2 separate regions of the Homo sapiens genome follow, and region 1 is linked to region 2. A link is a loop called in an ENCODE intact Hi-C map of the cell type or tissue named here. Cell type or tissue: endothelial cell of umbilical vein. All regions are shown on one strand.

Region 1 (8,000 bases), 210 kb after region 2:
GACAGAGCTAGACTTGGTCTCAAGAAAAAAAAAAAGAAAGAAAGAAAGAAATGACTTGCCCATGTTCACATAGCTGGTAAACCCACACTGGTTCAGAACTTAAACCAGTGAGATACCAAAGCCCATATCAGTGGGCTTTTTTACATACTTCTTTTCCTTAATAAAATGCTTATTTCTTTTTTCTACAGCATCATTTTAAATGACAGCATAGTATTCAGTTATATGGAAATGTAATGGTTTCTCTATCCCATCTCCTTTTATTAGACATTTATATTGTTTCTTGTTATTTACTTTTAGAAATAACATTGCAGTGAACATCTGTCATGCACATCTATGATTATTTCCTTAGGATAAATTGCCAGAAGTGGCATTGCTGAACAATGATAGAATGTAGCACTCAGGTGTTGATGTATTCTGTTAATTTACTCTGTTGATGTACTGTTTTCTCGAAAGGCCACACCAGTTTATAATCTCAGTAGCAGTATATTGAAGTACCTGGTAACTTTCAGCTCTCAGCAACATTGGTAGTTAGCAATTTGAAAAAAAAAAGTGTTTGTTTTTAAAAAACATTCTAGGTATTCCTTTTTAAGTCCATATTATCTCTTGCCTCTAATGCTGTAGTAGTCATGATCTCCTTACTGGTTTATTTCTATCTAGCACCCACTTTGCCACTAACAGAATCGGATAGGGCACGGACTGTAGAGTTAGATGCCTGGGTTCAAATCATGACTGTGCTGTGCCTCAATTTCCCCGTAAGTAAAATGAAAATAGTAATAAAAGCCCTCTGGTAAAGTACTTTAGAACAGTGCCTGACTTTTGGTATGTGTTCAGTAATTGTTGGCCTACTAGTATTGTCTTCCAGAAGTCCCTGCTTATATGATTAAAAAAACCCAAGGTTATACTTGTTTTTGAATTGTAATTATTACCAAATCAGTAAATCACAGTAGAAACTAAAGTGCTGACCTTGAAGCATTGTTAGTGTTAACACTGTGACCAACCTGAAGATCACAAATTACCTTCCGTGACTCAGTTGATGCTGAGAGGTCAGGGATAGAGTAATAACAGGAATAACTAGAATGTTAAAGTGCTTTATATTAAGCTGCCAGTGCACTTCCACACACATTATCTCATTCGATCCTCACAACACAGCTGTGAAGGAGATGGAGCGGGTATTATTAATCTCATCTTACAGAGGAGGAAATTGACTTGGAGGATTAAGTGGCTTGCTCACTGATGGTTGTGGAAATGGTCAGTGGCAGAGCTGAATGTGTACTCTGGGCCTTCTGACTGTAAATACTTACTCTTGATGCTTCATAACATCATGATAAGCTAAGGAGGTGCAGGTGTAGATGCCCAGGTCTGGAGATTTGCTGGAAAAGAAGGAGCAAAAGAGGATGCCACTGGGAGGAGGGAGCAGAGTTGGGGTAAGGAAACTTAGATATACTAAAAGAGAGGGAGGTACCCAGCGGGGAGAGAGGTGGGGAAGGAGTCATAAAGAAAGGGAAAAACAGGGGGCCAGGACTTCCGTGACTACAGGGCTGGCTGAATAGATCAGGGTGGAGGGCTTCATCTTTGAGACTGAAGGAATGCGTCCCCTGAGCCAGGAAGGAGGGAGGAGATGGAGCAAGTAGACACAGGTGATTTGAAATAGAAAGGAACATTAAGAGGGCTGAAGGATTGTGGCCTGAATGAAGAAAGAAGGAAGTATTTATTTCTGGAGAGTAAAAGTGGTAGGTTTGGGGTTTTAGATTTGAGAAAGGGAAACCATTTAGAGTATCTGTGTGGGAAATGGGCCAAGGAATTAGAAATGCCTGCCAGAGACCTCTGCAGGATGCAGGAAGGACCCAGATAAAAACGTCTGGGCTCCAAGTCGACAGATTCTGTGAACCCCTTAGGCATGCTGAGGATTTCCTTGCCAGATGATGTAACTATCTGAGGATGTTTCTTTGTGAGCTCAGTGCTAGACAGGCACAGGAGCAGTATTAGGATGGAAACATTTCTTAATTGCTTGAGGAGTGAGGAAAAAAACGGCACTCTGCAATAACCCTCTTGTTTCCAAATACCAAAGCAGCTGTTGGGCTGTGCTCCTGTCTAGGTACCTTTTCCTCAGGAGTTAAGTGCCACATGATGATATTTATGGTTGCTTTTTAGGGGGTACATGGTTTTTTAATTAGTGAAGACCGAGTAGCAATAGTTTTGTTTTGTGTTCTAATAGCCTTTGTTATTATAGTCAGGGAGGTGAAGTGAGGAGATGATAGATGCTTTCCTAATCTGTGAAATGAGGAGTTGGACTAGGCAGGTGCTCCCCAAAGTCCCTTTCTAACATTACCATTTTCTCATCCAACTCCAGTCTACGCTGCCTCCTCTCCATTTCCTCCTTTACCAGACAGTTTAGTGTGTCTCAAGTTATATTTTATGGTGCTTTAGATATATATATGTATATTTTTGCTTAGAGACTTCATGCATTATTATTAGAGACTTCATGCAGTATGTAGTGACTGTAGAAAAATGAAAGATGTATCGATAAATAAAAGACCTGTTAAAAATATGTAACTTTACCACCATTAAATAACCACTGTTTATATTCTTCCGGAGATTTTTTTTTTTAGGTGTGTATGCCTAAATAAGATTCTTAAATACAGAAATGCACCCTGCTTTTCTCAGTTGAAAATTATAAACCTCTCTGCTTATCAGTAGTCACTGCTGTGTAATTATTAAAGGTTGATGAAGACTCTGTTTCAGGAATGTATTTTAACAAATCTCACTTTGGACATATGCATTAATGTACATTCTTCTAACTGTATTTGTGAGGCTGCTCTGAATTATTTTCTTATAAAATTAGGAAAGAGGTTTAATATATAATACACATTGCCTGGAAGACTGAACCGATTTACAGTTCCATCACCAGTATGCGAGAGGTCTCTTTTCCCACACCCTTAACATTGGATAGTGGAGTTTAAAACAAACAAACAAAAAAACCTTACCAGTTTTATAGACAGATGAACATCTTTTCATATGCCATTTATATTCCTTTGTGAGTTTTCTGTTCATATCCTTTGCCCATTTCTCCAGAGGGGTATTTGCTATTTTTGTTACTGACTTGCAGCAACGAGATTTTAAAGATTTAAAATTTTTAAATGTCTTTTATTATAAAAGTATGTTAGTTGTTTTGATAATTTCTTTGAATTTTTATACTGCTTTTAAATGTATATAAATATTTAATTTTAGGTTGTCAAATCTTTTTCTTTATGGTTTCCATATAGGCTAACTAGGAAGTAAGAATGCCTTGGTATTTGTTGCCCATTGTCAGTTCTTTACATAGCAGAGTAATCTCTTTCAAGTGTGATCACATCTTGGCATACCCCTGCCTGAGCTCGTCATGGCATTCTTGTTATCATGGCCTGCAGGGCCTGGCACGATCTTGCTTTTCCTGCTGTAAAGCCCCACCTCTTGTCACTCACCCTTGAACACTATGTTCCAGCCCCACTGGTCTCTTCTCAGTCCAGGGAATATGCCAACCTCCTTCCTGTCCCTGAAATTCTGCAGGTGCAGTTTCTTTGCTTGGGAAATGTGTGCACACGCGCACACACACACACTCTTTTGAGCACTTGTCAATATGCAATTATTTATTTATTTTTGAGATGCAGTCTCGCCTAGGCTGGAGTTCTGTGGTGCGATCTTGGCTCACTCTGCAACCTCTGCCTCCTGGGTTCAAGTGATTCTCCTGCCTCAGCCTAGCAAGTAGCTGGGATTACAGGTGCCCACTACGACGCCCAGCTAATTTTTGTATTTTTAGTAGAGTCGGGGTTTCACCGTGTTAGCCAGGCTGATCTCAAACTCCTGACCTCAGGTGATCCACCCACCTCAGCCTCTGAAAATGCTGGGATTACAGGAGTGAGCCACTGTGCCCAGCCACAATTATCATTTCTTATTAACTTACTCTTTTCCTGTTTCCCCCTCCAGCCTGTAACACCATAGGGGCAGGGACCTTGTCTGTGTTGACCACAGCGAGGTCTCTAGTGCTTAACATGTGGTATTTGTAGGAGATCGGTCAGGGTGGTGGAAGAAATTGTAGGAAAAGATGCAAACCTTCTTGGAAGAGGTTTTGCAAAAGCTTCAAAAAAGGGTTTGGCTGAAGGCAGCCAAATTCTCTTACCTGGAGCCTGAGAGCAAAGGTTAGATAATAAGGGGATGTAAAGGAATTGATCTAGATAAGTTAGTTTACTTAGGCCTCAGAACCTGGCCTTTAATCATCTGTGCGCAGGACTGCTCTTTCCCAGGGAGCAGCGGGAAGCCGGGGGAGGGGGAACCATGTTAATTACCCACAAGTGTGTTGACTCAAAGACTTTGTCATTACATCCATACTGAATAAATGCCCGCAGCACTGGCTTGTCAGGGCCACAGCTGCTATGACTCTTTCTTTCTGTGAGCACCCCGATCCCCTAGTCCGCTCTTTCACTGGATACCTGTGTCTAAGTACGTTTTTTCATCCATCGCTCAGCCAGAATCTGCCGGTCAGACCTGGCAAGTATTTATAGAAGAAATGAATCAATATTACATCTCTAACCACAAGATTGCACAGGCATTTAACTATATTTACCTTATTGTAGTTTTATGGTTTCATCTCACATTTTAAAATATTTTATCTGTATGAAACTTAGTTTGAAATGTGACTTGAGATAGGAATTAAAATTAATTTCTTTCCCAAATGAATAGCCACCTGCAATTTTTGTAGTTCTTGTTTATTAGAGAGTCCTTACTCAAAGTATAGTCCTTAAGCACTATTATATTGTTTTTTCTTTCTTCTGTTTGCTTTTCTCTCCTTGGGTAGTCCTTTGTGCAAAACGTAAATGCAGAAACTGCTCATTGACTTGAGCCAAATTGCTCATGAGCATGCTGGTTCAATACCAAGAAAGATGATCTTGGCGTCACCCACCATAGCCTACCTTCTAAGAAGAAAGAAGACATCATGTGACTGACTTAGGGAGTTGTACTATTTGTTCAATATCTAATGCTAGTAGACAATCTTGTTTTAGATAATTCTGGCCGCCAGTTTTTTTAAACTGTTGGAACCTGGAAATTTGAACATTCCAGTGACTACCTTTCCTAACTGCCTCTTATCTCTAGATGTGGAATAAAAATCCTTTGGCAGACCATGTGTTCCAGTTTTTGGTTTGGAAAATATGGATTATTATTCTTTTCCTTATTTTAACTCTGAAAATTAAAATTAATGACAAAAGTCAGATGTGCCCATTCTCACATATTCAAACAATAAAACATACAGACAAAAAAAGGATTCTTGTATCCCACTTTTTGATCCTATTCCTAATATAACCACTGCTGAGTTTATTGTATATACTTTCAGACATTTTTTATGCTTAGTGGATATATTAGATCTTTATACATTCCCCCCCCCCATATACTTGCATTTTTTTTTTTGACTAATGTCATAAACTTTGTTATACACCTCAGTGGGATTTAAAAACACCTGAAGCCTTTGTTTTTTGGCTGGTGGCAAAAAAACCAGAGTAACTTAGAGAAGTTACCCATTGATGTTTTCACAGGGCTTTAAACACGAAGACCTGATTTGTTTGTGTAAATCGTTGGATGTAATCTTACAGAGGACCAGGGCTTGAGCACCTTCAGAAACATGGTATCATCTGATCATGATGATTTCCATCCCACGACAGAGGAAGAAATGGAGACTCCAAAGGGACAGAAGTGAATTCTTCCAAATTTATGAAAATGAACACTTAGCTAAAATGTGTTCACTGGGTTATGACAAGTAACTGGACTTCTAGGGAATGGGATGGCAGGTGGGGTGCTATCAGTTTATAAAATTTTTTGTAACCTTGTCTCTTATTTCTGCTTCCCTCCCCCAGCCATGGGAACACAAGATAAATTTGGAGTAGGTGAGGGTGGAGAGCAAAGTGACTCCCTGGGCTGTGCCCTTCACACTGGTTTTAGAAAGCATGCAGCTGACTGCCCTGGGGTCTGATCTATGGTGCTGCGCTCGAGAGAACTGTAAGGTCTGCTGTAAGTGATGGGGGCTGTGGACTTATGCAGAAGTGCACTTGTTGGGGGTTTTCACAGTACCCACCTTATTATACTAGAGAGGCAGGTTTCATTGCTTAAGGGGACAATTTATGGCAATAGGCTTATCTCCTTGTTTTAGCTCTTTATGTTTTTCTGCCTTTAATAAAATGTGAAGTCACAAAGCAATTAAATAGTAGTGTAGTTTTCAGGCAGGAGGTGGAGAAAGGCTAACTAGGGGGAAAAGGCCAACATGATTGACAGAGGCTGGCTGGAGATTTACATTGAGAATAACTCGTTCTTCAAAACTTTCTTCATTTTCTGGTGAGAATTAGGGACAAATCATATACCAGAAGGATGGATGATTAAAAATGTAGGAGTTATGATTTCTTTTTGACTTTGTAAGTCTCTAAATCCTCCACCTTAACATAGAGTTCTCATTTCAAAATGGGAACCAGCCCTGCCAGAGACTAAAGTGAGCCAGAAATACTCTAAAGTCTTAAATAGTTAATAAGTGTGAGATTGTTTATATTTTGTAAAATGTCTTAAGATACAATGAAATGGAGAATCCCTGAGTGTTTTTTTGATTTCCTAAACTCTGATCCACAATTATAGATGTGTCTGAAGGTTCAAAAATATTGAACGTGATTTCAGTTGTTTCTAGAATTTAAAAAAATTAATAATTTTTAATAATGACACTTTAAATGAGGAGAAGGCTTTTAAAACCAAATATAAAAATCTGGAGAGTTCAGATTCCCTGTCTCTCCTCTTTCAACCTTTAATGTATAAAACAAATCCTTTTGATTCAGCCACTGTGTATTGATAATGGCTTATTTATTACAATCAGAGGAATTAAACAAAGATATGTAGATACTTTGTCATCTTTTCTTATTATAGAAACAGTTTGATTTTAAGAATTTTTATTCAGAACGCAGATTCGAAAAGAAAAAAAAGAATTTTTAGAAAAGTTGCCTTTTAATTTAAATTTCTTGTTTTGTCCTAATAATCACATTGAAATAGCCAAAACAAATAATATAAATTAAAATGCAACGATGGCCCGGCATGGTGGCACATGACTGTAGTCCCAGCTACTCAGGAAGCTAAGGCCAGCAGATTGCTTGAGCCCAGGAGTTCAAGACCAGTTGGGGCAACATGGTGAGACCCTGTCTCTACTTTTAAAATGTGGTGATTGGTACCTGTTGAGAGAAGGGTTAACTGAAAGTTATTCACATGGCCCAGAAAGTGGCTGAAAAGTGCTCTTTCTGGTGTGAATTTCTCTTGCTGTGAAAGCACTCTGAAGGGGAGACCTAATGCCATTGCAGGAGCACTTCAGCTCCAAACTTGAGCGTTGCAATCAGAACAAGAACCCGAGGAAAAGCCTGCAAAATGAGCCTGCTGCGATATAGGGTGTGCTTTTGGACAGTTATACATAAGAATTTTTTTCTTTTTTCTTTTTTCTTTTGTTTGAGACAGTGTCTCACTCTGTTGCCCAGGCTAGAGAGCAGTGGCGTGATCATTGCTTACTGAAGCCTCAAATTCCTGGGCTCAAGCAGTCCTCCCACCTCAGTCTCCTGAGTAGCTGGGACTGCAGGAATGCACCACCACATCTGGCTAATTTATTTTTTGTAGAGGTGAAGTCTTGCTTTGTTGCCCAGGTTGGTCTCAAACTCCTGGACTCAGGTGATCCTCCTGCATGGACCTCCCAAAGTGCTGGGATTATAGGCATGAGCCACTGTGCCCAGCCTCATGAGAAGATTTATGATGATAGATAGAAGAATTATTAATTTCCACAGTTTGACAAATGATAACAAATAGCTTTTACAGTTTGAGCATCCCCTATCCCAAACGCTTGGGACTAGAAGTATTTCGGACTTTGGACTTTTTTGAATTTGGGAATATTTGCATATACATAATGAAATTCCTTGGGGATGAGACACAAGTCTAAATAACAAGTTCGTTTATGTTTC
Region 2 (8,000 bases):
GCTTGTGAAAACATGTCAACATTTAAAGATGAAAAACAGTGCTGTATACATCATATACCGTAATCCTCACAAGGTTCAGATGACTCTATGGATTTTTGAATCTGAGAAAACCTCACTGCATGAATTGTAAAGTTGTCATTTAAATATTGACAAATTAAAAATATCCACATTTTTAGCTTCTCATGAGAAATCAGAAGCTCTAGCAACCCTGGGGTCCATTTCCCGATGGCAGTAATAGACTGGAGCCAGTAGTACCCCCTGCCTTTGTAAGAGGCATGTGTTGGCTGTTTACCATGATCTCCACCACTCCCTGGTGCCTTATGCCCCATCTACTTCTCTCCAAAAGATTGCCTCCTACCCCAACCAGGATTTGTTAAGAAGTCTCTAATTCCAAGGCCTAATCCGGTGGCTTTTCATCCACCCTATCCCTCTTCAATTCCTTCTTAAACTCAGTAAGTAACTCTGTTCCCCTGTCTGTTGACATGTCTCTGCCTGGTGGGGTGCAGGCGCTCCCACTGCCCTCCTAGACCCTCGGAGCTACCACACGTATGGCCGCACATCAGCTGCTGCTGTGAGTTCAAAGCTGCTGCAGGCCCGGGTGATGAGCAGCAGTAACCCAGACCTCGCGGGGACACACTCCGCAGCAGACGAGGAAGTGAAGAACATCATGTCTTCAAAGGTAGGAAAGATGTCAAACCGTGGAAGGGGACACAGGCTTTTTTATTTTTTAACTAAAACTTGGAGAAGTAACACAGAAGCAACCACTACTGCTGCCCACCATGCTGGTCGGATGCTTTAATGCTCAGCTTTGGAGTGATTAACGTTCTTTAGAACAGATTAAGACCATTCTGACAGATGCAGCAGCAAGACCAGCATCTGAGGATTTGCTGAGAACTACTTAGCTTGGGTAGCAAAGTTTTAAAGCATCAGGGGTTTAGCCACATGGAGTCATGTGGCTAAACCATGCATTTTATTTTCAAGGAAAAAAAATAGCTTTAACTTTTGATACCTGGAAAGGTTGCCTTTAATTTAGTTTTGTTTCTTTAATACCTACCTCTTACGTTCATTAACATCCACAGATTGATTATCTCACAAAAAAGTCCAAAGGAACAGCCGGGCATGGTGGCTCATGCCTGTAATCCTAGCACTTTGGGAGGCCGAGGCGGGCGGATTACTTGAGGCCAAGAGTTCAAGACCAGCCTGGCCAACATGGTGAAACCCTGTCTCTACTAAAAATAAAAACATTGGCCAAGCACGGTGGCTCACACCTGTAATCTCAGCACTTTGGGAGGCCGAGGTGGGTGGATCACAAGGTCAGGAGTTCGAGACCAGCCTGGCTGACATGGTGAAACCCCGTCTCTACTAAAAATACAAAATTAGCCAGGCGTGGTGGCACATGCCTGTAATCCCAGCTATTCAGGAAGCTGAGGCAGGAGAATCGCTTCAACCCAGGAGGCAGAGGTTGCAGTGAGCCAAGATTGTGCCATTTCACTCTAGCCTGGGCAACAAGAGCAAAACTCTGTCTCAAAAAAAGATACAAAACATTAGTTGGGCATGGTGGCGGGTCCCTGTAATTCTAGCTACTCAGGAGGCTGAGGCAGGAGAATCACGTGAACACGGGAGGTGGAGGTTGCAGTGAGCCGAGATTGCACCACTGCACTCCAGCTTGAGCTACAAGAGTGAGACTCCGTCTCAAAAAAAAAAAAAAAAAAAAAAAAATCCCAAGGAGCAATGCCAAATTTTACAAGCATATAAAAACTGACATCCTGAGAGGGTTGATGGCTTGCCCTATGTTGTTTTTCCCTCTATGAATTCTTTATTTTTTTCATGGTAAAGCTTTACTTTCAGAACAGTTTTAGAGTTACGGAATTATATACTCTATACCCAGTCTCTCCTTTATTAACATTTTACATTCAAATGGTACTTTTGGCACAATTAGTGAACCAATATTCATGGAATATTATTCATTAAGTTCATCTTTATTCACACCTTCTCAGTTTTTCTCTAATGTCCTTTTTCTGTCCCAGGATCCCATTCTGAATGCCATATTACATTTTGCAGTCTTGCCTCCATAGGCTCCTCTTGCTGGAAACAATTTCTTAGACTTTCTTTGTTCTTCATGACCTTGACAGTTTTGAGGAGTAATGGTCAAGTATTTTGTAGATTGTCTCTCATTAGGAATTTTTTAAAGATTATGATATTATTCACATACCATAAAATTCACCCTTTTTTAAAAGATGGAGTATACGATCCAACAGTCTTTAATCTACTCACAAAGCTACCACGATGAATTCTTAGCCTGAATTTTTTCTCCAATGATCTGTGGCCTCAGGGTGGCCGAGCTATTAGAGTAATATCATTTCCCCTGATAAAGAGAAATCAAAATCTCTAGGTTTAGACACAGACACAGTTTCACCCTTACAAATTCCAGCCACTTGACACTGTGTGGTGTGAGGAAGGAAATCTGCAGGCCAGGGTTTGGGGCTGGGCGCCAATACTGCCCCGCTGTGTGGCCATGGGAAAGTCATGTAACTGTGCTGGGCCTCATGTCCTCATCTCTGCAGAGGTCCTGGTCCCTGAATGAACTTAAGAACCATCTACCCTGGGTCTTTTAAAAACACTGGATTTGGCCGGGCACCGTGGCTCATGCCAGTAATCCCAGCACTTTCGGAGGCTGAGGCGGGCAGATCACGAGGTCAGGAGATCGAGACCATCCTGGCTAACACGGTGAAACCCCGTCTCTACTAAAAATACAAAAAATTAGCCGGGCGTGGTGGCGGGCGCCTGTAATCCCAGCTACTCAGGAGGCTGAGGCAGGAGAATGGCGTGAACCCGGGAGGCGGAGCTTGCAGTAAGCCAAGATCGTGCCACCGCACTCCAGCCTGGGCAGCAGAGCGAGACTACGTCTAAAAAAATAAAAATAAATAAAAAATAAATGAAAAAACCACTGGATTCACCCCCTGAGATGCTGATGATCTGTAGTTTGAGCCATCAGGAATTATTCGTATTCTATCCTTTTTGACTTACAAAAATCAGTTCAGGGATGTGCTGGAGTGAGCTCATACCTGTTCCCAAAAGCTGATTGCTTAGTTTTCCAGAATTTTTTGAGCCAGTTTTGAAACAGACATTGTTAAAATTAAATCGTATAAACTTAAAATTAAATAAGTTATATTAAAAACAAAGGTAATCTGAATGCAATGTGGTATGCTAGATTGTATCCTGGAACAGAAATAGGACATGAGTGCAAAAACTGGTGAAATCCGAGTCGTTCGTGTTTAGTTAATAGTAACATATCAATGTTAGTTTCTTAGTTTTGACAAATGTACCTTACTATAAAAGATATTAAGAGAAATGCAATGAAAGTCATATAAGAAATACTACCTTTGTAACTTCTCTGTAAATCTAATAATAACTATACAACTTATACTTCAAAATTAAAAGTTCACTTTAAAAAGGTAAACCTAGTCCCTTCCTAATAATTTCACTATATGCTACAATATCTAAGTTCTTCCTTCTTTACGTTTACTGTGTCTGTGTGATGGAAATATTATATAATGGTTTGCTACCACACTGCATTTCTATGACATCGTGTTGGTAGATTGAAATCAGTTATGATGAAAGTATTTGTGGCACAAAAATTGGCAAATGCTACAAATTACCCCTACCCCCCTGACAACTGGTTGTTAAACATTTGCCAGCACAACACAACTCAGCCTCATATTGAAAGCCCCTTTCAGTAATACCACTTTCTGATCACCCAGGAAAGAAGTGGTCTGCAGCTATTACTGACAGCCTTGATCTTTCTATTTTTCTTTAATAAAATGAAAATATTAAATTTTTATGTGGACAGGGTTAGCAATTTTCGAATTATTTTGTTGCATGGGGAGAAAATGTCTGATAGAGCATGAGCACTCCACTTCCCTTCAGAGGTAGTTTTTGACAATGTATTGGTGTTTAGGAGACAGCGTGGTGCAGTACCGTACTAAACCACAGAGAGACACTGTTCCCACACATTTTTTCCTGGCGTCCCCTGAAGTCACAGACTCCTAGAAGGGACTACTCAGCAGCCCAGATTCTTAAATAGTTTTTAACTGTAGGTTGCTACACACAAACTATTAACGGGTGTTGTCTCAAGAGCAAGTAAAATTAGGTATAACTTCACTGTCTTTGCTTTGTTTTATATTTACTTATGGCAATTGTTTTACCTTTGTAACCAGGAAAAAAAATATGTATAAAAAAATGAATTCTGAGGTTGTGATTTCCAGATGTCTGGCTTACCTTTCCATGGTTGGTTGACTGTTAAGCCATGGTTTGTGTATTTTAGATCGCCGATCGCAACTGCAGCCGAATGTCTTACTATTGCTCTGGCAGTAGTGATGCTCCAAGTTCACCTGCAGCCCCAAGGCCAGCCAGCAAAAAGGTACTGAAGAGAGCAATGTGAGGTTCATCCCAGGATAAGAACAGAAGGATTTCCTCATGCCCTCACACTGTGCTTGGGAATAGTCAAAGTGCTCCCCTGCCTGTCCCTGATGTGCTAACACACACACACCCCACACACACTTTTGCAGCCCTGTCCTTTACGCCACATTTGACCACCTAATTGCCCATTAACTCAGTGTTTCTCCCACTTTCTCATGCATCAGAATTACCTGGAAGCCTTGTTAAAACTCATCGCTGGACCCTACCTCCTGAGTTTCTGATTCAATAGATCTGAGCTGGAGGCTCAAGAATTTGCATTTCTAACAAGTTCCCAGCTGATGCTGGTCCAGGGACCACATTTTGAGAACCACTGCATTGGCCTCCTTTTAGTAGAGGGAAAGCTGGGCACAAGTCATCCTTGACAAAAGTGAATGGCAATAATTAGGTATCATTTGTTTCAATACCATATAAACTAATATGAAATGCTTCCTCATAATTCTTCACAATCAGCCTTACCTATGAGTTCAGAAACTTTAAAAGCTGTTAAACTGCTTACCAGGATTTTTAAAGCAACAAAATTCCCCAATCATAGTCCCAGCCTATGTGGTCTGAGGGATGGAGGGAAAAAAAACTGTCTGCCCTAATTTCCTCTCTTCTAGGCACTCAAGAATCTCACCATTATAGTAGCTACTTAAGTTTTTAATGTCTTTGAAGACCTGTATTAAAATGTAAATATGGCAGGGCACAGTGGTTCATACCTGTATTCCCAGCACTTTCGGAGGCCGAGGTGGGTGGATCACCTGAGGTCAGGAGTTCAAGATAAGCCTGGCCAACATGGTGAAACCCCCTCCTACTAAAGATACAAAAACTAGCCGGGCATGATGGCAGGCACCTGTAATCTCAGCTACTCAGGAGGCTGAGGCAGGAGAATCACTTGAACACGGGAGGCAGAGGCTGCAGTGAGCTGAGATCGTGCCACTGCACTCCAGCCTGGGCGACAGAATGAGACTCCATTTCAAAAAAAAAAAAAAAGAAAAAAAGGGTAAATATGCTTATTGCAAAGGATAACACAGGAAGCCATTTGCAAGAGCTGACATCACAGGGAAATGTTTATTAAACAGGCAAGGAGGGAATGAGCCTCCCCAAGTCTCCCTTTGGACTGGATGAGGGAAAGACCAAGTGTGGGAGGGCCGGGGCCTGGTGCTGTGCACTTTGCAGTATTCCAGGCACCATATGTCTAGTGAGAGGTACCAGGATTTAACTATAAAAGGAAAAGTGAAAAAAGATATGGTTAGGCTAAAAACAAATTAGTCCACTTGCTCTAAAATTTAATATTAGGCTATCACAGGCCCTATGCAGTGACTGGTTATAGGTATTATACCATTTTCCTTTCTTAAAAACCATTATTTGCCTACAGCCTGACTTCTTTAACCCATGTCCTGTTTGGTTTCGCAGTTGCCATGTTTTGACTTGAAATGACCAGAATAGAGACATTTTATTTCAAAGGGAAGTTTGGCCAATATGTTTCCTTAATACCTTAGCAGACAGAGTTTTGCTGCTTGGCTATTTTATATAACCTCCAGAGCAAGGTGTTCTTGTAATAATGCTGCCCAGAAAGCAGCATGAATTACTTTAAGAAGCAGCTTATCCTTGTCTAATCTCTTCTTGCCATAAGACCCTGGCAGACAAACTGACCTATTTTCTAGAGGCGACCTTTGAAGCTGGGGGAGCATGTCTTTCCTACAATGAGAAGATCAAGGTGTAGTCCAGTTATAATATGTGCACAGTTAGACCACCTGCTAGACTAAAACTCAACCCCACGCCTCTCTCAAGTGAGACAGCTTCACTTCAGACTCACAACAGCAAACAAATGTGTTAACGCATATTAAAATTATTAAGGTTTGACTAACCTCACAAAACGAAGTGAAACCAGTCGATAAGCTGAAACACCTAAGCATTCTCCATTCCTCACCACTAACCCGCCTGGGATCTAATTGGTTAAAATACCCAAGCATGTATACAGAGATTTTCCTTTTGTCATCTTTTAGTTTAGCTAAGTAGCTCTCAAATTTTAATGTACGCAAGAATTAGTACATTGGGTTGCATGCGTACTGGACTCTGTGGGTAATTTTTTTTTTTTTTTGAAACAGAGTCTCACTTACTCTGTCACCCAGGCTGGAGTGCCGTGGTGCAATCTTGGCTCACTGCAACCTCTGCCTCCCAGGTTTAAGTGATTCTCCTGCCTCAGCCTCCAGAGTAGCTGGGATTACAACCGTGAACCACCACATCTGGCTAATTTTTGTATTTTTAGTATAGATGGGGTTTCACCATGTTGACCAGGCTCGTCTCAAACTCCTGACCTCAAGTAATCTGCCTCCTCGGCCTCCCAAAGTGCTAGGATTACAGGCATGAGTCAACACACCTAGCCCTCTGTGGATAATTTAAACGACTGTCAAGAGCAATGTTTGCTGTAATCAGTTTTTGCTTTAGGTGTTGACTTTAAAACTTAATTTGCAAATAAGGATATGATATTAGGGTGTTCAAATAGCTTTAGCTTTCTTACCTACTTTCTTACCAGAAAAAAAAAATGAGTTTATCTACGTTTATTCCAGGTTTTGTGGGCATAAGATGAAAGAAAACCACAGAAAATTCCCAGACATCATTTTTGGCATTAATTAGGGTGACCAACTGTTCTCATTTGCCCAGGACTGAGGGAGTCCCCAAGATGTAAGGTTTTCTATTTTAGGACCAGGACATTATCAGGCACACTGTAATGGATTGATTGCCCTACCTTTAGTCTTGAACTTCTTCCTCATCAAAATGATTGTCAGGAATATGAACACATAGCCAGATATGCTGTAGAATGGAAAAGGTATAAGTCACCCTGTGCACTATTTGCTACTGAGCAGTAGGTGACTTGAAGGGAAGTGAAGACGCAAAGTGGAGCTGGGGGACTTTCCAAGCATCTGGCCCTGGGACATAGACATTTAGATGTTGTAAGTTAAGGCTGATACTACTATGCCTTTCAGAGCCCAAGATCCTCTCATAAACCCCACCGATCCTGCTTCCCACAATGCCATATGGGCATTATAAAAACAAAAATTGTCCAGTCTCCTAGAGAGTTTAGACACCATCTAGACAGTGGTCCCTAAAGTGTAACCCTGGACCAGCAGCAGCAGCAGCAGCAGCAGCAGCACCCAGGAACTTGTTAGAAATGCAAATTCCCAGGCTATTGAATCAGAATATCTGGGGGTGGGGCCCCCCAGTCTGTGTTTCATCAGGCCCTGCAGGAGATTCTGATACACAGAGGCCGGGCGTAGTGGCTCACACCCGTAATCCCAGCACTTTGGGAGGCCAAGGCGGGTGGATTGCTTGAGCTCAGGAGTTTGAGACTAAGTGGGCAGCATGGCGAAACCCCATCTCTACCAAAAAAAAAGAAAAAAGAAAAAACTAGCTGGGCTTGGTGGTGCACGCCTTTAGTCCCAGCTACTTGGGACTAAAGTAGGTGGGAGGATTGCTTGAGCCAGGGAAGTTGCAGTGAGCGAGATTACGCCACCGCATTCCAGCCTGGGCGACAGAGT

What was found. A loop is a pair of places that touch in the nucleus more often than their neighbours do. Peaks named below come from ENCODE experiments on the same cell type or tissue, not always from the same donor. Only the 100,000 strongest peaks of a DNase experiment are listed, where the experiment ranks them.
Region 1: it touches region 2 in a loop (2.8-fold over the local background); 4 of 110 quality-filtered maps call a loop at or near these places.

The regions. Positions count from the first base shown.
Region 1 is chr9:588,045-596,044 of GRCh38, forward strand. The region is part of intron 1 of KANK1 (KN motif and ankyrin repeat domains 1); the gene reads left to right. Among named protein-coding and RNA genes, the nearest start is that of KANK1, 87 kb to the left of the region's middle. In endothelial cell of umbilical vein, no CTCF peak of the experiment used is centred here; DNase peaks (open chromatin) are centred at 1,867 and 3,397; H3K27me3 peaks cover 182 bases.
Region 2 is chr9:382,007-390,006 of GRCh38, forward strand. It overlaps DOCK8 (dedicator of cytokinesis 8), which reads left to right. Exons shown (of 48, transcript NM_203447.4): 22 at 507-679; 23 at 4,325-4,420. Among named protein-coding and RNA genes, the nearest start is that of DOCK8-AS2, 84 kb to the right of the region's middle. In endothelial cell of umbilical vein, a CTCF peak has its summit at 3,979; a DNase peak (open chromatin) is centred at 4,005.